Linked DNA regions of Homo sapiens: region 2 is linked to region 1. The links are chromatin loops, found by intact Hi-C in ENCODE. Cell type or tissue: B cell. All regions are shown on one strand. Links, peaks and the distances in the headings refer to the core of each region. The heading gives the core; the rest is flanking DNA.

Region 1 (10,873 bases), core at 5,042-7,541:
ATCAGGATGTCTGTCCATTTTGATTACTTTATGACCAGACCAAGATTTGACTTTTGCCCCCCATTTTAAGGAAAGTTCTTTGTTTCTTCTTTATGATTTGTCCTTTTCCTCCACAAATTAATGGCTAAAAAACAGATGCCTTTCCCAAATCAGTAGCTAAAACAGCTTGTGGATGCTAGTAAATTGTAAATTCTCTAAGGGGAAGAAAGTGTGTATAGACTTTGGCGTTTATTTGCCTTGATTCTTTTTGTAGCACTGTCCTGGAAATGTTGTTAAATGATGGTGATGTATGTGTAATTGTTTTTAATGCAGATTGACAGATTTGGAATGTAGTATGTGTCACCAGTGGAAGTATTAAACTTTTCTTCCAAACCTGAATATCCTGGGAATCTTGGAGCAGAAGGTAGAACATTTTATATTGCGGTTATGGCCACTCAGTATCCAGCTTCTAAAATGTGGGGATATAGCATAGGAGCCCAGAGACTGGACATTATGTTTATTGCTAATAGCATCTGGAATTGGTTAGGCTGCATTGGATGAAGTGAAGGAACAAACACTCTGATTTTCTCTAATACTGTCACATTGCAGCTCACCCATACCCTTACTTTATTGCCTCATGACTTGTCAGAGGCTACCATCTTTCTGTTAGGTATCTTCACCACTGCAGTCACAGCACCTCAGTACCTGAGTTGGAAGACAGGGTGAACATTTTTCCTCAACTACATCTTTATTTTTTTTACGTGGTTAATTGTTTGGGGCAGGGGCAAGGTAATACTGTGCTCACAAAAAGGCTGTCCCTTTCCCTGTAAGACACCACTGTGCTATAGCAGATGTTGATAGCAATATTACTGTATGTAATTTTGCCTGGGTTGTGGGATGGTGGTGGCTAGAGATCAGATGGACTGGGAAAAGATGTCGAGAAATATTTGGGTCATGGAGATAATGCTGCTTCTCTTTGTATTTAGAGTCTTGGATTCTCTTCATCTGCTGCTTCCCTTTCTCTTTTGCCTGTTTATCCTGTGGGTTTTAGCTCCTTATTTTCTTTAGCCCACAAAAATAATAAACCACTTGATTGCATAAGCCTACCCTTAGGCTTGTATTTGCTTTCACTATAACTACAGTGGCACATATCCCACTGAGTGTGAGGAGCCCATATTCTCTGACATCATGACAACTTATTGTTTAATTCATGACATTAATTTGGCAAATATTCCAGTTAATGTTGGGTTTTATGCCTTTTTTGTTCCTTTTAGACTTAAATCTCAAAAGTTTGAAAACTTTTTATGTGATGTGATTTTTAGTCTGCACAAATACTGATGTTAATCCTTTTTCATCCAGAAAAGCAAATTCACATTAATGAGTGCTCCATATGAAGGCCCAATAACACTTTTTAAAAAAAATATTTTTGAAGGATTTTCCCTCTTCTTATCAGGATAAGGAAGAGGTAGTAGGGTGCTAGACGAGTAAAATAGTGTACATTCATGGTTGAGGGTTTGTCCCTCCCTCATCCTGTTGGCTCTATGTCTAATTTGTTGGTCTGTTGAGAGAGGAGCTGCAAGGATTAAGTCAGGCAAAGAGACATGATCGAGCCATGTTTATTGTTTGTTGGTAAATGTACAGGAGGACCCAAATTACCACTAGAAGATTGAGTGGTGAACACAGAAATCAACAAGAGGCTGTAGTTGGATGACCTTCATGACCAGTCACTCTAATAGTGCTGCATCTAGCCTCAGTGTAGCTGCCTTACTGTTGAAAGACTGTACTCATGGGCTCGGGTGGCTTTATCTTTGAGTAGTGCTGGAGATACTTAGTGTTGCTTTTTAAACTTTCCTCCCAATACCTGCTGTATTCCTAGCATCCTGACATGAAGAATACTTGCATATGTTACTTCTTAGAGTGCCACTTAGGTTTTTGGGAGGCACCTTGTTGTTGCTCCACACTCCTCCTACTGGTCCAGAAAAGGTTATAATAGACATAAGGTTGATGTCAGTCAGGACAATGCTTCCCAACTCCTTTTGTGTAATGGCACACAGAATAACAATCTTTGTATAGTACAGAGGAAAATGGATTTCTCACCCTGCTGTGGTGGTTACTAAGGGGATCAATATCTCTTTACCATTTAAATTACCTGGAAGCTCTAGGTTAGGGTCTGATTCTGCAGGACCTTGAGTCTGCAGAACAATGTCTGGCTTTAAGTTTATCCTTTAACAGGCCATTGGGGGTTTTGAGAAGGAGTTAACGTGCCCGCAATGGAATTTAAGATTAATCTGGCAGCAAGGTGTAAACTGGATCCGAGAAAGAGGAACCCAAAAACCTGGTAGATCAGTTAGATTATTGGAGCAGTTGAGGTGAAATGATACAGTTAACTTGGGTAATAGAAATAGGAATGAGACTGAGAAGATAGATTTTCAAAAATACTGTGACACTGTGAAAAGGTGAAATCAGTAGGACTTTGGCAATTTGTGGTGGAATGGGAAATGGAGAGTGAAAACTCAGAGGTAGTGTGGATGAACGTAGGTGGCTGGGAGATCAGAGGGTGAGGGAATAATTGGTAGAAATAAGTAATGTAAGTATAGAAACAGGGATGGGCGCAGTGGCTCACGCCTGTAATTCCAGCGCTTTGGGAGGCCAAGGCGGGTAGATCACATGAGCCCAGGAGTTTGAGACCAGCCTGGCCAACATGGCCAAACCTCATCTGCTAAAAATACGAAAATTAGCTGGGCGTGGTGGTGCACACCTGTAATCCCAGCTACTCGGGTGGCTGAGGCACGAGAATCGCTTGAACCCGGGAGGCAGAGGTTGTAGTGAGCTGACATCGCACCACTGCATTCCAGCCTCTGGGTGACACAGTGAGACCTAGCCTCAAAAAAAGAGTATAGAAACAGGTTTGGGATCTAGTAGATATACATATTTCAAAATATGTAAGGATACTAAGCCATGTAACACTACAGAGAAGTTAGGAGTGTGTATGTGTTGGGGGGTATTTCCCAAAAGATGGAGCGGGAGGGTTAGCATTACTCTTGTGAGTTTACTGCAATTCATGGTGTGGCCTTTAGCTTTGTGAGCTATACCAGGGTGGAGCAATCTTTCAAGCCTAGATCCACAGTGATCAAGCTCATGCGACTGGTGCATAAAACCAGGAAAGTTAGCTTATTCATTTACAGTGAGCCATAACTAGCACAAAGATTGCAGTACTGTGTTGACATGACTAGTATGTTCTCTTTCAGGAGGCAGATAGACTCACGTAGGAATCAAGACATAATCATTAAATTGTTTAGTAAGTGTGGTATGACAGAGAAGAGTTGGATGCTGCTCAAATGTTGAATGACCATCGTCTCCACAGTAGGGGGTAGATTTGTTAGTGCACTGATTGTGGTTCACACTTTTTTAGACTGTACATTGGATCCTTCAGTGTCCTTATGTATCAAACCCGGACAAGAAAATATCTTTTCTTTCAGTGGCTCTAAAGAGAAGGGAAATATATGTTCTCAAAGTATACTATGCTTACTTGTCTGAGAAAAGTTTCCAAATCAGTCTTGACTTCCTGGAGAAAACTACTTCCAGGGGCTTGGGTGACTAAATATAGAAGGCAGGGAGAATGAGTCCAAAGAAAGAGTAGGGTGACTCCTAGGTTTCTGCCTAGGGCTACTGAGTACTTTTCCTAAGACAGAAAATCGAGTAGGGGAGCAGAATCAATAGTAGATCGTGTCAGGAAGGTAAATTTAATTTTTAAAAAATGAGTAGGCAGGGTGCGGTGGCTCATGCCTGTAACCCCAGCACTTTCCGAGGCCGAGGCAGACGGATCACCTCAGGTTGGGAGTTCGAGACCAGCCTGACCAACATGGAGAAACCCCGTCTCTATTAAAGATACAAAATTAGCCGGGCATGGTGGCGCATGCCTGTAATCCCAGCTACTTGGAAAGCTGAGGCAGGAGAATCGTTTGAACCCAGGAGGTGGAGGTTGCAGTGAGCCGAGATTGCGCCGTTGCACTCCAGCCTGGGCAAGAAGAATGAAACTCTGTCTCAAAAAAAAGAGTAAAGTTTAAAGTTCCAGTGGTCCATCCAGATGTTAATATATGTCGGAGGCACTTGGTATGGTATGTAAGAGAAAGATTTGTGTCATGCTGTATGACACAATTGAGGGTTATGTACCAAGCAGAGTTTGTGTTAACTCATTTAATCTTCACAACAACCCTATGAATTAAGAACTGTCAGTAACTGTTTTACAGATGAAGAAACTGAGATACAACTAGGTAAGGAGCAAATTTGTGAGTTATTAGCATGTAGATATTGGTTAAATCATACCAGTGAAATGGACCCATGTCGTCTTGTCATTTACCTTAAGATAGATACTGGGCTGTTGAAATATTTAGGATCCTTGATTATTCTAGTGAAACATTTTCTTCTGGAGCAAATAATCAATACTTCAGTTGTCAGATTTTAGAAAGTATGGTCTTAAAAGGCAGACACTTGGTAGATTAAGGGGGAAAAAATCATGTAACTGTCCTCCAAAATTAAGATAATCCTCTGAAAGAGATGCGGGAAACACGTGTCCTCTTCATACTTCTTTGCTTTAATAGCCAACTCAGTCCTTTACAGTACTCTTATTTTGGACTGTTAATACTCTAATTGATGACTTCTTTTATTCCATTACTTCTTCCTTCCCACTCTAAAAAAGTTTCTTTTAGTAATGATCTGTGAGTGGGAACTTCTGTCTTTCTGGAAACGTCTTTATGTTTTTGCACTGTTTTTGTGTGGTGCTTTAATTGGTTACAGAATTCTAGTTGACAGTTGTTTTTCTCCGCACTTTGAAGATACTTACTTGATTGTTTTCTGATGAAAAATCAGCTGTCATATTGTTGTTTCTTCCTTTATGGTAATGTGTCATTTCTCTGGTTGCTTTTAAGAATTTTCTTGTCTTTGGCATTCTGCAATTTTACCATGATCTAGGTATGATTTTTTTTTATCTTGCTTGGGATTTATTGTGCTTTTCCTATCTCAAGGTATTTATCCCATTACTGGAAGTCTCGGCCATTATCCCAGAATAACATCTCATCTTCATTCTTTCTGTTCTCTCCTGAAATAGCTGTTGGCTATTACCTTAGACCTTCTCTTTCTATTCGCATCTTATAATTTTTCCACTTTTTTTGTCTTATTCTTTATTCTGTATTCTGAGTAATTTATTCAAATATGCCTTTTGTTGTATTAATTTTCTTTGTCCATCTCCAATTTTAAAGTTGTTTTCATTTTTTTTTATTCTAAAAGCCCTTCCGCTTCTCCCACCTCCAAGCTGCCTTTTAAAATTCACTGTATATATGGTTCATTTCTCCTGGCTTCTGTTTTTCTTTTAAAATCTTTTTGATTGTTTTAGTCAGGAAAAATTTCAAACTTAGGTAGAGGTGAAGAAAATCCTGTAGTAACCCTATGTATCCAGCCTCAACATCTTTAAAAGATTATTTAATTATTTTCAGCATATTTATGTTTTATTATACACAGTTTTAAAGCTCTTGGGAACTGACTATCCTGTTTGTGTCTGCTGACGCCTCATGATAGAGAATCCGTCCCTTGAGTATTTTTGTTATTTTTGTTTGTTTGTTTGTTTGTTTGTTTGATTTGGAGTCTTGCTCTGTTGCTCAGGCTGGAGTGCAGTGGTACAATCTCAGCTCACTGCAAACCTGTACCTCCTGGGTTCAAGTGATCTTCCTGCCTCAGCCTCCTGAGTAGCTGGGATTACAGGCACCCGCCAACACGCCTGGCTAATTTTTGTAGGGACGGGGTTTCGCCATGTTGGCCAGGCTGGTTTCGAACTCCTGACCTCAAGTGATCCACCCACCTCGGCCTCCCAAAATGTTGGGATTACAGGCGTGAGCCATCGCACCCAGCCTGTTATTTTTAATAGCGTGGATGTTGCTTTTTTTTATGGCACTTGTGTGTACCTTAGATTGTGAGAATCTCTCTGTTTACACAGTAGTTTTGATTATTTGTGCTGGGCACACTGTGCTCCAGCCCATTTTTAACATTTTCAGCTTGTGTTTTCATACATCATGCATGAAATAAACGTTTGACTAGCACCTGCACAGAAGAACATAGGTTCGAGTTTCTGCTTTTTATGGGAGACTGCACCCCCAAAAACCCAGGAAGTAGATTTCTGGCTACTTCTCAGCGATGACAAAGTTTTTCTAGGGTCCTCACCCTCCTCCACACTGTTGTTGTGTTGTAAACTTTCACTTATTGCTGTAGCTTTCTTTCCTCCTATCTAGCGCCTCGATGTATTTCCCCTCTTTTCTTTGAAGCTCTACTGTATGTTTTTTCTATTTTTATTTAAAGTATTTCTACTTAGCATTTAGATTATTTTTAGTAGAAGAGGGAGGTATTCTCCGTAAGCTCAGTCTCACTGTGTTGCCGGAACCAGAAAGTCATGTTTCTGTGAATCTATTTTAAGGTTGTGAGTCACACATTTCTTAAGTACTCCATACTGAAAGTGAATGCAGTGTGTTTTAATCTGATATACTGCTCTTTATTGCTCTAAAATTAGTAACATTTGGCCAGGCTCGGTGGCTCACGCCTGTAATACCAGCACTTTGGGAGGCTGAGGTGGGCGGATTACGTCAGGAGTTCGAGACCAGCCTGGCTGACATGGCGAAAACCCCGTCTCTACTAAAAATACAAGAAATAGCCAGGCGTGGTAGCTGGTACCTGTAGTCCCAGCTACTTGGGAGGCTGAGGCAGGAGAATTGCTTGAACCCAGGAGGCAGAGGTTGCAGTGAGCCGAGATTATGCCACTGCACTCCAGCCTGGGTGACAGACTGAGACTCTGTCTCAAAAAAAAAAAAAAAAAAGAGGAAGAATTTAGTAACCTTTAAAATGTGTTACCATTTCATATGGTCAGGTAGACAATAAACACAAATTCAGACTTGCATTTCAACTAAAAGTCTCCTCTTTGTCTATTTTATTTGTGCTGAAATCACAGTCATATTCACTTGCGTTTCTCATGTCGGTCAGAAGTGTTGGTACTGTTTTATCTGATTTAATGTAATAGAAAAATGCCAGGTACGATGGCTCACGCCTGTAATCCTAGCACTTTGGGAAGCCGAGGGGGGTGGATCACGAGGTCAGGAGTTCGAGATTAGCCTAGCCAGCATGGTGAAATTCAGTCTACTAAAAATACAAAAAAAAAAAAAATTAGCTGGGCATGGTGGTATGTGCCTGTTAGTCCCAGCTACTCGAGCGGCTGAGGCAGGAGAATCACTTGAACCTGGGAGGTGGACGTTGCAGTGAGCCGAGATCACACCACTGCACTCCAGCCTGGGCAACAGAGCAAAACCCTGTCTCAAAAAAAAAAAGAAAAAAAAAAGTAATAGAAAAATATTAGGCCAGGCGTGTGGCTCACGCCTGTAATCCCAGCACTTTGGAAGGCCAAGATGGGCGGATCACAGGTCAGGAGTTCGAGACCAGCATGACCAACATGGTGAAACCCCATCTCTACTAAAATACAAAAATTAGCCGGGTATGGTGTCGCGCACGTGTAATCCCAGCTACTTGGGAGGCTGAGGCGGGAGAATCGCTTGAACCCGGGAGGTGGAGGTTGCAGTGAGCCAAGATTATGCTACTGCACTGCAGCCTGGGCGACAGAGTGAGACTCTGTCTCAAAAAAAAAAAAAAGAAAAATATTAAATGCAGTTGTGTTGCCAGACAGGCTGTTTACATATAGTTTCATCTGAGAGACAGCTAAAAAATGAACTAATTAGTATATAGAGTTCCTACAAAGCAGTAAGGAAAAACTCATTAGGAAAAGGGCAAAGGATATACACTCACCAACATGGTGAAACCCCTTCTCTAGTAAAAATACAGAAATTAGCCCAGTGTGGCGGCATGTGCCTGTAATCCCAGCTACTCAGGAGGCTGAGGCAGGATAATGGCGTGAACCTGAGTGGCGGAGGTTGCAGTGAGCCGATATCACACCACTGCACTCCAGGCTGGGCAACAGAGCGAGACTCCGTCTCAAAAAATATACACACACACACACAGACAGATGTTCACCTGCATTTATGATAAGGAAAAATGCTAATAAAACTGTAGTAAGGTATTTTTCACCCATTAGATTGGAAAAGGTTTTTTATTTTTATTTTTATTTTTATTTTTATTTTAGTAGAGACGGGGTTTCACCGTGTTTCCCAGGCTGGTCACAAACTCCTGAGCTCAGGCAGTCTGCCTGCCTTGGCCTCCCAAAGTGCTGGGATTACAGGCATGAGCCACCAAGCCTGGCCGGAAAAGGTGTTTAAAGTTTGTTACACACTGGGTTCAGAAAGATGTTGAGAAATGGGAACATTTATGCATTGCTAGTGGGAGTATAAATTGAAATTAACTCCAGGAAGGACAGTTTAACAATTTATCTTGTGGATCAAGTGTACATTTGGTGCATAGTTGGAAATACCAAGATTGGAAGCAGCTTAAGTGTTCCTCAGAGGAAGCTAAATAAATAATTAGGGTGCCCATACAGTAGAATACTGTACATATAGTGTTATATATAGAATGAGGCAGCTATTAAATATATGGACATGGAATTATCTCAGAGCGCTTACTAAATGGAAAAGCTAAGGTGTAGAATAATGTGTAGTGTGCTAACATGAGGGAGAGGGGAACATACATAGATTTTAAATGTTTTGAATCCTTAAAAGAATGTACAAGAGGCTGGGCGCGGTGGCTCAAGCCTGTAATCGCAGCATTTTGGGAGGCCACAGCGGGCAGATCACTTGAGTCAGGAGTTGGAGACCAGCCTGGCCAACATGGTGAAAACCCCCCTCTACCAAAAAAAAAAAAAAATTAGCCGGTCATGGTGGTGCACACCTGTAGTCCCAGCTACTGGGGAGGCTGAGGTGGGAGAATTGCCTGAACCCGGGAAGCAGAGGTTGCAGTGAGCCGAGATCGCACCACTGCACTCCAGCATGGGCGATGCATTGAGACCCTGTCTCAGAAACAAAACAACAACAACAAAAAGAATGTACAAGAAACTAGTAAATGATGGCTGCCTTGGGCAGGGGACAAGAATTGGACATATCAAGTGAGGATTTTTTTAAAAAAGTATTCCCTGAAGGAGCTTAGAAACAGAGCAGAGGCTGGGGTGTGGTGGCCTCATGCCTGTAATCCCAGCACTTTGAGAGGCTGACGTGGGAGGATCACTTGAGCTCAGTAGTTACCAGCCTGGGTAAAATGGCAAAACCCCATCTCTACAAAAAAATACAAAAATTAGCCAGATGTGGTGGTATGCGCCTGTGGTCCCAGCTACTTGGGAGGCTGAGGTGGGAGGATTACTCGAGCCTAGAAGTTGCTGCTGCAGTGAGCTGAGATGATGCCACTGTATTCTAGCATGAGCAACAGAGTGAGACCCTGTCTCAAAAAAAAAAAAAAAAGAGAGAACAGAATGGGGAAACTATCATTTTTTCTTAGGAATTTTTGAGTAGTCTTAACCTATTACACATTATGACTTTGATCAAAATAAATAAAATAATTCACATATCATTTCAAAGTAGTATTCTGTATGAAATTCCACTTCTGTTGCATCCATTTCAACATGTTGCCAGGCCATGGCTGATGTTCATTTGACAAATAATGAGTCCTACTATGTGATAGACACTGTGCTACATTTTGTGAATGAAAAATAACTGAGAAAACATTTTTATTGAGTTCATCTGCTTAAGAGTTTGCCGTTTTGGTTTAGTGCTTCAGAATTACTGTAGATTCTTAAAACTGGAGAATTTTTTTTTATTATAACCATCGCTCTGTATCTGAGGGGAATTGGTTTCAGCACCTCCTTGAATACTGAAATCCACACATACGCAAGTTCCTTCTTCAGCCCTCTGGAACCTGTGGGTTCAAAAAGCCGGCCCTCCTTACATGCAGGTTTTGCGTCTCCTTAATACTGTGTTTGTGATCCATGTTTGGTTGTGGTTGTAGAACCTGCTGATAGGGAGGCCTGACTGGAAAAAATCCGTAGAAAAGTGGACCCATAAAGTTCAAACCTGTGTTCAAGGGTCAAATGTGTTTTGTAGAAGAGGAGATGAAACTGAGGAACTTGATCTAAACTCATACTCTAAAACCAAATTACTGGCCCAGTGCTTATTCCACTGAGTCAGTCAAATATAATTCATAGTGAATACTGTGAAATATTGGTGTCTTTAGTTCTCTTTGTGATTGAAATTTCTTTCTTTTATAAAGAAAGTCACCTTCAGTGACTTTCTACATCTTAGTGCAGATAAACCTTTTCAAATGCCAGTCTTCGCCTTGGAATACCTTTTCCCCCCGTATTTTCTGTCTCTCGTTTGTTACCTTAAGAAAAATTCTTCTAACTCCATAATTAAATAATTATTTTTTATTTTGAGCTCCCATAGCACTTGTATATACCCGTTCTCTCAGTGTTTCTGCTCAGGTGGGGAGCGTAGCACTGACTTTGGACAGAGGTCAGTGGTGCTACACATCCTTTAACACATAGGAGCCCAGGCCTGTGTAAGGAATTGTCCAGCTGTTCTTTCAGTTAGGTAAAAAACTTAGAGGAGCTATCTGAGGCCAAAGCCTAATTTGGCTTTACATTTAAAGACAAAGTTTTAGTTTATGGGTTTTGTTGTTGTTGAGATGGAGTGTCACTCTGTCGTCCAGGCTGGAGTGCAGTGGCGTGATCTCAGCTCACTGTGACCTCCTCCTCCTGGGTTAAAGAGATTCCCTTGCCTCAGCCTCCCAAGTAGCTGGGATTACAGGTGTACACCACCACGCCCAGCTAGTTTTTTAGTATTTTTAATAGAGGGGAGTTTCACCATGCTAGCCAGGCTGCTCTCGAACTCCTGACCGCGAATGATCCATCTGCCTCAGCCTCCCGAAG
Region 2 (10,036 bases), core at 4,025-6,524, 59 kb after region 1:
GACACAACTGTTTCACTTATGTTATTAATCTGTTGTTCGTAGGTAAAAATAAGCATGAGTCCCAAGGAAGCATACAGTTTAAAGAGAAACATTACTTTCTAGATCAATTCATAACATTTGCAGATCGTAAGGTTTTTTAGACCATTTTTTTTTTCCAAGACAGAGTCTTGCTCTGTTGCCCAGGCTGGAGTGCAGTGGCGCGATCTCAGCTCACTGCAACCTCCGCCTCCCGGGGTTCAAGCAGTTCACCTGCCTTAGCCTCCTGAGTAGCTGGGATTACAGGCATGTGCCACCACGCCCAGCTAATTTTTGTATTCCTAGTAGAGACGGGGTTTCACCATGTTGGCCAGGCTGGTCTAGAACTCTTGACCTCGTGATCCGCCCACCTGGGCCTCCCTAAGTGCTGGGATTACAGGCATGAACCACCGCTCCTGGCCCATGTGTTTGTTTTTTATTTGCAAAATGCAGACCACCTGTGCCAGAAGAATGCATAGACTTTTCTTTTTTCTTTTCTTTTCTTTTTCTTTCTTTTTTTTTTTTTTTGAGGCAGTGTTTTGCTCTTGTTGCCCAGGCTGGAGTGCAATGGCGTCATCTCAGCTCACCACAACCTCCGCCTCCCGGGTTCAAGCAATTCTCCTGCCTCAGCCTCCCAAGTAGCTGGGATTACAGGCATGTGCCACCACGTCCGGCTAATTTTTTGTATTTTTAGTAGAGATGGGGTTTCTCCATGTTATTCAGGCTGGTCTCGAACTCCTGACCTCAGGTGATCAGCACACCTCGGCCTCCCAAAGTGCTGGGATTAAAGGCTTGAGCCACCAGGCCCGGCCTCTTTTTTTTTTTTTAAACGAAATATTTGAAGGACACACAAGTATTATACGTGGCATTGGAAATACAAAGATCAGACGATATCCATCTTCAAATGGTTATAGCATAGGGAAATAGACATTCATTTAGGACACTTCTAAAACAGCATAGAGGAGAGTGCTAGAGTACGTTATAGCAAGTGTTATCACCAAATGAATCTTAGAGATCAAGTCTAGTTTTCAAATAAAGGAGGAGGAAAATGAGTCTCAGGAAGATGCTGTCAGTTGTCAATGATGAACATAGGCCTTGTGGGTATTTTTCTTTTGAAGAATGACTTTTTTTTTCAGTTTGTTTGACAGCTTACAATATAATTTGTTACTTAACCTTACCATTAGATTGAGTTGGTCAAGACTAGCAAATAGTTTCATAGTTGAAAAACATGCTTTATTATTTATTTTTTATGTTTATTGTCCTACAAATACTACTATATTGCAGTACTCAATATCGATTAGGCATATGACAACATTTTTCTGAAAGGCAAAAAATACCTAATAAAATGAAGCCTGGTTTTTAGAGTCCTCTATGGGTCACCAAAAATGATTTCAATTGAACTGTTATGAATTGCATAATTTAGGAAAGTTATGAGTCATATGAGCTTAGTCATGATGATATCTTGTTGAAGTTGCAGCTGGGGTGTATAAGTCTCACTTTGATTTCAAAATCGTTTTCCCTTTGTGTTACTTTTAATAAAAGAGGATGTAGTGGGTGGGAGGAAAAAATATAGGTCACAGATGAGGGATGAGAAAGTTTGTATCTGAAACATGTATTTTCAAATTTACCTTGAGGTTATTGGCATGGGGATTCTCCATATTGCAGTGCTGATTTCATTATTGACAGCACCATTTTACTCAGTATTTTGACATCTGGCTTTCTCTTTTGATGTTAATTTTGCTTACTGGCTGCATTCCTTTGAAACCTAAATGCTTAACTGCCCTAACTGCTCCAAGGGAGATTTAATGTAACTCTGCTTTATATTAGTCTAAGAGATAAACCATATTTCAAGAGTAGAATGGAGAGGAATTAAGCAGATAATTGTGATGGGGAAACTGGAGAGATCCTTTTGACTTTCACAGGATTTCCTAGAACATTAAATATAGGTTTCCTCCAAGGCCAATTGTGGTTGATTTTTGGATCCTTCACCATTTTCTATTTGTGAGATAATAAGTGTATACAGCTGGAAGTGTAATGTGAAGAAAGTCTGAAAAAGATTGATAGGAAAGGAGGACAGGAATGGGCTTCATTGAGGTAACGGAAGTGAAATGAAAGGCTTTTCATATATGGGTTGAGCATCCCTAATCTGAAATGCTCCAAAATTTGAAACTTTTTGAATGCTGGCATGACAGCACACATTACCCCTAACACACGATTTTTTCACTGTTAGTGGTATATTTTTTACTGTGTAGTACTTATGTGTGAATAGGTATAACAAAACGATTACTTATTGTAGCATGTAAAATCAGTCAGGAATGATGGTGATGCCAGACAACCACAGATTATTTATGTGGGTGGCCGAGACAGTGACACCTTTGCTTTCGAATGCTTCGTTGTACACAAACTTTTTTTCATGCAAAAAAAGTTACTTAAAAATATTGTTTAGGCCAGGCGCGGTGGCTCATGCCTGTAATCCCAGCACTTTGGGAGGCCGAGCTGGGTGGATCACGAGGTCAGGAGATCGAGACCATCCTGGCTAACATGGTGAAACCCTGTCTGTACTAAAAATACAAAAAATTAGCCAGGTGTGGTAGCAGGCGCCTGTAGTCCCAGCTACTCGGGAGGCTGAGGCAGGAGAATGGTGTGAACCTGGGAGGTGGAGCTTGCAGTGAGCCGAGATCGCGCCACTGCACTCCAGCCTGGGCGACAGAGCAAGACTCCATCTCAAAGTAAGTGAATAAATGAAACATAAATGAATTTTATATTTAGACTTGGGTCCCATCCCCAAGATACCTCATTATGTATATGCAAATATTTCAAAATTTAAAAAATTCTGATGAATGAAACACTTCTGGTCTCAAGCATTTTGGATAAGGGATGCTCAATCTGTATCTCTTTATTTACTCCTAAAATCAGCCAAGGAAATGGGCATCTCTCCGTTCCCCCCCTTCCTTTTTTTTTTTTCTTTGTTGTTACATGAGTTGTACTGGTTTCACTTCATTTGACAGTGTTCTGCTAATGACTAGACGTGTATCTCTGACCTGGACTTGTTCTCTGGAGTTCATATTCAGCTGCCCATTTGGCACTTCAAATATAACATGTCCAAAATTAGTTACCTTTTTTTTTTTTTTGAGACAGAGTCTCACTGTCACCCAGGCTGGAGCGCAGTGGCGCAATCTTGGCTTACTGCAACCTCCACTTCCCAGGTTCAAGTGATTCTCGTGCCTCAGCCTCACGAATAGCTGGGATTACAGGTGTCCCCCACCACGCCTGGCTAATTTTTTTTTTTTTTTTTTTTTTGTATTTTTAGTAGAGATGGGGTTTCATCATATTGGACAGGCCTGTGTTGAACTCCTGACCTCTGGTGATCCACCTGCCTCAGCCTCCCAAAGTGCTGGGATTACAGACGTGAACCACTGCCCCAGCCAGTTACCTATTCTTTTGATTACAAGAATGAGTAGCTGGACACAGTGGCTTACACCTATAGTCCCAGCACTTTGGGAGGCTGAGGCCGGCGGATGACTTGAGGCCAGGAGTTCAAGACCAGCTTGACCAACATGGTGAAACCTGTCTCTACTAAAAATACAAAAATTAGCCAGGCGTGGTGGTGCGTGCCTGTAATCCCAGCTACTGGGGAGACTGAGGCAGGAGAATTGCTTGAACCCGGGAGGCAGAGGTTGCAGTGTGCCAAGGTTGAGCCACTGCAGTGCAGCCTGGGCAGCAGAGTGAGACTCCATCTCAAAAAAAAAAAAAAAAAAAAAAAAGAATGAGTATCGGATACAGGTTTAGCCTAGGACTAGGCAGGGCTGCTGGTAATTGTGGAAGTAGTCTCATTGCCTAACCTGAAACTTGCATCCTGGTTACTGGTCTTGCTGGAGAGTCTTGGCTCAGGTTACGTCCCAGGTCTGTTGAGGAGCTCTTGATAGGGAATTAGTTGAAGCAGCTCATACTCTATCCTCCTTTACTGGTATAAATCCATAAAATTGTTTAGTTCCCAGGCTCTGGGGTCCCTGGCCTAGCAGAGAGCACTGCTCCCTTTTTCTCATTCCTTAGTCCCAACAACCCGCACCTGACACTTACTACACGTGGCCTGCTTCCCTGTCCTGTGTGTTTTGGGGGGTGCTGAAGAGGAAGGCTCCTGTGTCTTCAGCACAAACACAATAAACACTTCACAGCAGTACTGGCTTTATGTTTTCCATTTCTGATATCAGAAGTAGGAGCATGACATTGATAGTGTCATTTTGGGGGAACTTTTCGTACTTCATGCAGCAGAGCAGTGAAGAGTGAGCTGAGTGCCTTGGGGTTCTGCAGTACACTCTCAAGTAGTATTTTAGGAAAATGCAATTTGCTGAAAAAATAAAAGAAATTAATGTAAAAAATCCACAAGCTGGGCGCGGTGGCTCACGACTGTCATCTCAGCATTTTGGAAAGCTAAGGGGGAAGGATCACTTGAGCCCAGGAGTTTGAGACCAGGCTGGGCAACATGGCAAGACCTTGTCTCTACAAAAAAATAGAAACAAAAATTAGCCAGGTGCGGTGGCATGTGCCTGTGGTCCCAGCCACCCGGAGGATTGCTCATGCCCAGGAGGTTGAGGCTGCAGTGAGTGGTGATTGTGCCCTGCACTCTAGCCTGAGCAACAGAGCGAGACCCTGTCTCAAAAACAAAACAAAACAAAAACCCACACGTTTCCAGAACCTTCTCATATAACACTTTATTTACATTGTTCTTAAATACGTGTGGGACGGTTATATACATACCACTATACTTATGTGTATATATGTTGATATACACACAAAATTATATACATAATTTTTGTTTGTTTGTTTTTGAGATGGAGTCTCACTCTATCACCTAGGCTGGAGTGCAGTGGCGTGATCTCAGCTCACTCACTGCAACCTCTGCCACCCGGGTTCAAGCGATTCTCCTGCCTCAGGCTTCTGAGTAGCTGGGATTACAGGTGCCTGCCACCGCGCCTGGCTAATTTTTGTATTTTTAGTAGAGACTGGGTTTTACCATGTTGGCCAGGCTGGTCTTGAACTCCCACCCTTGTGATCCACCCACCTCGGCCTCCCAAAGTGCTGGGATTACAGGTGTGAGCCACTGTGACCTGCCATATACATAATTTTTTAAAGTTTCACGATTAGTTTTAGCTTAAAAATGTCAGCTCTGGGCTTAATGAAGAAAATATGGATATACTTTATGTCAATGCATTAAAGTGAATGGCCATAAAAGCTTATCCCAGAGACAAAACAATTCAGATATAAGAGAAGTGGGAGAGTGGAAGGTTTATCTAATCTTCTGTAGGCAACTCCACAGCTACAACCAGAAGGCCATTTTGTTACAGGCCTGAAAGCCCCGTTTTCTTTTTATTCTTCTTTGAAACCTTTAGAAGGAACAAAGTATTGGCTACTTTTTACCGCTGATGTCAGTGTTAAGAATCTTGTGATAACATAGATTTACTCTCCCTGCTGAAAATCACTATGTGGCTCATCAGTAACACAACTAGACATGATGACTTAATGCAAAGGAAGTCCTATGTAAATGAGCAATGAAATTGCAACTGTGTATAAGGAACAAAATAGAATATGAAACTCCAGAATCTTTTGTTTTCATTTCTGTTTCTCCCAAGGCTCTATCATTCAAAACTCCAGAATCTTTCAGCATGCAATTGTCTCCTGATATCAGCCCCTCTCTTGTTTTGTTTTCTTTTTTTTTTTTTTAATCACAGTGAGCCACAACCTAGGAGTCTTTTAGTGGTTTCTACTTGGTTTGCTCTGCAGCCTACCAGCAGATTTCCTACATTCCGGTCTTGTTCCCCTCTAGCCCATTCTCCACACTGCAGTCATAATGAAATTTCTTTCTTTTTTGGGGGGGATGGAGTCTCACTCTGTCACCCAGGTTGGAGTGCAGTGGCATGATCTCGGCTCACTGCCACCTTTGCCTCCTGGGTTCAAGCGATTCTCATGCCTCAGCCTCCCAAGTAGCTGAGATTATACGCACCTGCTACCACGCCCAGCTAATCTTGTATTTTTAGCAGAGACAGGGTTTTGCCACGTTGGCCAGGCTGGTCTCTAACTCCTGACCTCAAGTGATCGCCCACCTTGGCTTTCTCTCTCTTTTTTTTTTTTTGGATTTTGAGACAGGATCTGGCCTCGTTGCCTAGGCTGGAGTGCAGTGGCACGATATCAGCTCACTGCAACCTCTGCCTCCTGAGCTCAAGCCATCCTCCCACCTCAGCCTCCTGAGCAGCTGGGACTGCAGGTGTACACCACCACGCCTGGCTAATTTTTGTATTTTATTTTATTTATTTTTTTGGTAGAGACGGGGTTTTGCTGTGTTGCCCAAGCTTGTCTTGAACTCCTGGGGCTCAAGCGATCTACCCATCTTGGCCTCCCAAGGTGCTGGGATGACAGGCATGAGCCACCACAGCTGGCCTATAATGAAATTTCCAACTTACAGCTATTGCCATTATCCAAAGCCCAGAATCCCTGATTTCCTTCCATAGCCCTTCATGGCCTGACCAGTGCCTGACTCTCCAGCCTCACACTTCATATTCTCTCTGTACTGCTCTGCACTGTAGCCTCATTGAGTTGCTTTCACGTCTTTAAGTGTTGTGTTCTATTTTTTGTGGAATTCAGCATATGTTATGCCCTTGACCTAAGGCCTCTCCTTTCTTTTCCTTCTCTGGGGTGCTGCCTCATCCTTCTGGTCTTCAAAACCGTTTCCCTGGGAAAACATCTTTGACTCAGCAGGCAGGGATCATGCCCCTGCTGTGTCTGTGCATAACTTTCTGTGGCTACTTCTGTCTTGGTCTGTGATGTACTTTATAATAATTTTGGTCTTTCCTCCAGTGTCACAATACTGGAAGTCTGTTTCTTTTTCTCTGTGTTGTATCCTTAGTGCCTGAAAGGTAGGAGGTTCTCAATAAATATTTGTTAAATAATCAAGTAAATGGAGTCTGGTGGAAAAGAGAAAAAATAAGTGTAGAATGTGTGTGCAAGAAAGGAGGGGTAGGGGGATGAAAAAGATAACAAAAGCACATAACAAAACAACAAAAAGCAAAAACAACAAAAAATGCAGATGACAAAAAAGATAACAAAATGATGACTGCTGTGGCAACTTGTAGAAAGTAAGGAAGGTGCTCTCATTCTAGAGAGAAGTAGGCAGCCATTGTAGTTTTTTAAAGAGAGAATATGGGCTGGGCTCTGTGGCCCACGCCTGTAATCCCAGCACTTTGGGAGGCCGAAGTGGGTGGATCACGAGGTCAAGAGATCAAGACCATCCTGGCCAACACAGTGAAACCCCTTCTCTACTAAAAATACAAAAATTAGCTGGATAGGTGGTGTGCACCTGTAGTCCCAGCTACTTGGGAGGCTGAGACAGGAGAATCGCTTGAACCCAGGAGGCGGAGGTTGCAGTGAGCTGAGATCACGCCACTGCATTCCAGCCTGGCGACAGAGTGAGACTCCATTTCAAAAAAAAAAAAAGAATATGGCCAGACACTGAGCTGAGATAGACAGTGCGGCAGTGTCTGGTATTAACTGTAATAAACTCTACTGTCAGAAGCAGGTGGTTTATACTTAAGTTTATTGAGAGAATTGGATATGGATAAGAGATAAACTCTTGGGAAATGGGGAGAAATATAAATTCTGTTGTAAAGCCTGTAAAAAATTGAGATTACTAGTGGTTAGAATTTTGGAAGTGAAGTGCAGTGAAATATTGAGTACCTGAGAGGTTACTTGTTAGTGAAAACACAATAGCAGTAGTACGTAGCTACAGTTTGGCTCCAAAGGAAGAACTGTTTTTACTATAGTTTGTAATGGCTTCAGAATCTTCAATTTGAGATATCCAGTTATTAAAAGAGAATCAATTGCAGTTGAAATGCATTAGTTAAGTATTTTAAAGTGCTTTAGCAAGCTACATTTAAAAAGTGCTTATTATAGAAAATATACCCAAAATAACCAATGATGTTACTGTCTTGTGCTTATTTTTTCTAGACCTATTTTTATACATAGTTAAGATTATACAATATGAATATTTCTGAAATCTATATTTAACATTATAACATATGTATTTTTCCATGTTCTTTCTTTTTTTTTTTTTTTGAGACTGGGTCTCATCCTGTCACCCAGGCTGGAGTGCAGTGGTGCTATCTTGGCTTACTGCAGCCTTGACCTCCTGGGCTCAAGTGATCCTCCCGCCTGAACCTTCTGAGTAGCTGAGACTACAAGCACATGCCACCATGCCTGGCTAATTTTATTTTTACTTTTTGGAGAGATGAGGGTCTCACTATTTTGCCCAGGCTGGTCTCGAACTCCTTGGGTCAAGCAATTCTCTCACCTTGACCTCCCAAAGTGCTGGGATTACAGGAGCGAGCCACCGCCCTCAGCCCCATGTTCTTAAAAACCTTTTGTGAACGACATTTAAAATAGTTGCAGATTTTTTCCCCTGTCTTTGGAAGTGTTACAACATCCAACCATTTCACAGTTACTAATTTACCATCATTCTGGTTTTTGTCCTTGAAAATAAGGCAAGGCTGAATAATGAACATCTTTGTGGCTAAAGTTTTTTTCTTTACTTTGAGTTGTTACCTTCCTTTAGCTTAGTTCAGTGGTTTTTTCTTTTTCTTTTTTGAGATGGAGTCTTGCCTTGTTGCCCAGGCTGGAGAGTAGTGGTGTGATCTCGGCTCACTGCAACCTCCGCCTCCCAGGTTCAAGCAGTTCTCTTGCCTCAGCCTACCGAGTAGCTGGGATTATAGGCGTCTGCTGCCATGCCCAGCTAATTTTTTGTATTTTTAGTAGAGACAGGGTTTTGCCATGTTGGCCAGGCTGGTCTTGAACTCCTGACCTCAGGTGATCCACCCGCCTCTGCCTCTCCAAGTGCTGGGATTACAAGTGTGAGCCACCATGCCCAGCCAGTTCAGTGATTTTCATATTTGAGTGTGTCAGCCTTGCCTGGAAGCCTTGTTAAACACAGACTATTGGATCCCACTGGGCGGATTTCTGTTTGAGCAGGTCTGAGGGGAGACCTGAGCATTTGCATTTTTAACAAATTCCCAGTTGATGATGATGCTGCTGGTTTGGGAACTACACTTTGAGAACTACTGGGCTATATTATTGACAATGAAACTATAATGTTGAGGTTAAGTTCCTAAGTCAGTAGGAGTGATTATGATCTTGAATGAAACTGAGTTCATGTACCAACCTGTATCAGGGAAATTGAAGAACTAAAGGACCATATTGCATTTCAGCACTGAGAATTCGTGCAGTTTGTGAACATGTGAGTGCTGATATGTGCAAGGTTTTTGCTGAGTATTGTGAGGCAAGGATGTTGTAATGAATAAAAAATAGCCCTTTTTGGCTTTTTTTTTCTTCTTTTGAGATGGAGTCTTGCTCTGTCGCCAGGCTGGAGTGCAGTGATGTGATCTCAGCTCACTGCAACTTCCGCCTCCCAGGTTCAAGCGATTCTTCTGCCTCAGCCTCATGAGTAGCTGGGACTACAGGTGCCCGCCACCACGCCTGGCTAATTTTTTGTATTTTGGTAGAGACTGGGTTTCACCATGTTTGCCAGGATGGTCTCCATCTCCTGACCTTGTGATCCCCCTGCCTTGGCCTCCCAAAGTGCTGGGATTACAGGCGTGAGCCACCGTGCCCAGCCCGGCCTTTTTTCCCCCGCCTAGAGATGGAGTCTTGCTCTGTCGCCCAGGCTAGAGTGTAGTGGTGCAATCTCAGCTCCCTGCAACATCTGCCTCCTGGGTTCAAGCGATTCTCCTGCCTCAAACTAGCTGGGATTACAGGCATGCACCACCATGCCCGGCTAATTTTGTATTTTTAGTAGAGACAGGGTTTCACCATGTTAATCAGGCTGGTCTGGAACTCCTGGCTTCAGGTGATCCTTGGCCTCCCAAAGTGCTGGGATTACAGGTGTGAGCCACCATGCATGGCCTCATTTGGGAAACTTTTGATATCAGAATCTTAGGTTTTTCATTAGAGATTGTCAGATTTCCATATTCCTCTGGAA

What was found. A loop is a pair of places that touch in the nucleus more often than their neighbours do. Peaks named below come from ENCODE experiments on the same cell type or tissue, not always from the same donor. Only the 100,000 strongest peaks of a DNase experiment are listed, where the experiment ranks them.
Region 2: a loop joins it to region 1, with 4 times the contacts of the local background. A loop is called at or near these places in 17 of 110 quality-filtered maps.

What each region holds. Positions count from the first base shown.
Region 1 is chr2:9,603,678-9,614,550 of GRCh38, reverse strand. The region is part of intron 2 of YWHAQ (tyrosine 3-monooxygenase/tryptophan 5-monooxygenase activation protein theta); the gene reads left to right. Among named protein-coding and RNA genes, the nearest start is that of YWHAQ, 22 kb to the left of the region's middle. RefSeq lists enhancers at 6,336-6,385, 6,506-6,605, 6,656-6,735. In B cell, for the core only: no CTCF peak of the experiment used is centred there; a DNase peak (open chromatin) is centred at 6,530; H3K4me3 peaks cover 1,336 bases; H3K27ac peaks cover 2,195 bases.
Region 2 is chr2:9,544,183-9,554,218 of GRCh38, reverse strand. The region is part of intron 1 of ADAM17 (ADAM metallopeptidase domain 17); the gene reads left to right. Among named protein-coding and RNA genes, the nearest start is that of ADAM17, 6.6 kb to the left of the region's middle. In B cell, for the core only: no CTCF peak of the experiment used is centred there; DNase peaks (open chromatin) are centred at 4,608, 5,488 and 6,071; H3K4me3 peaks cover 2,500 bases; H3K27ac peaks cover 2,500 bases.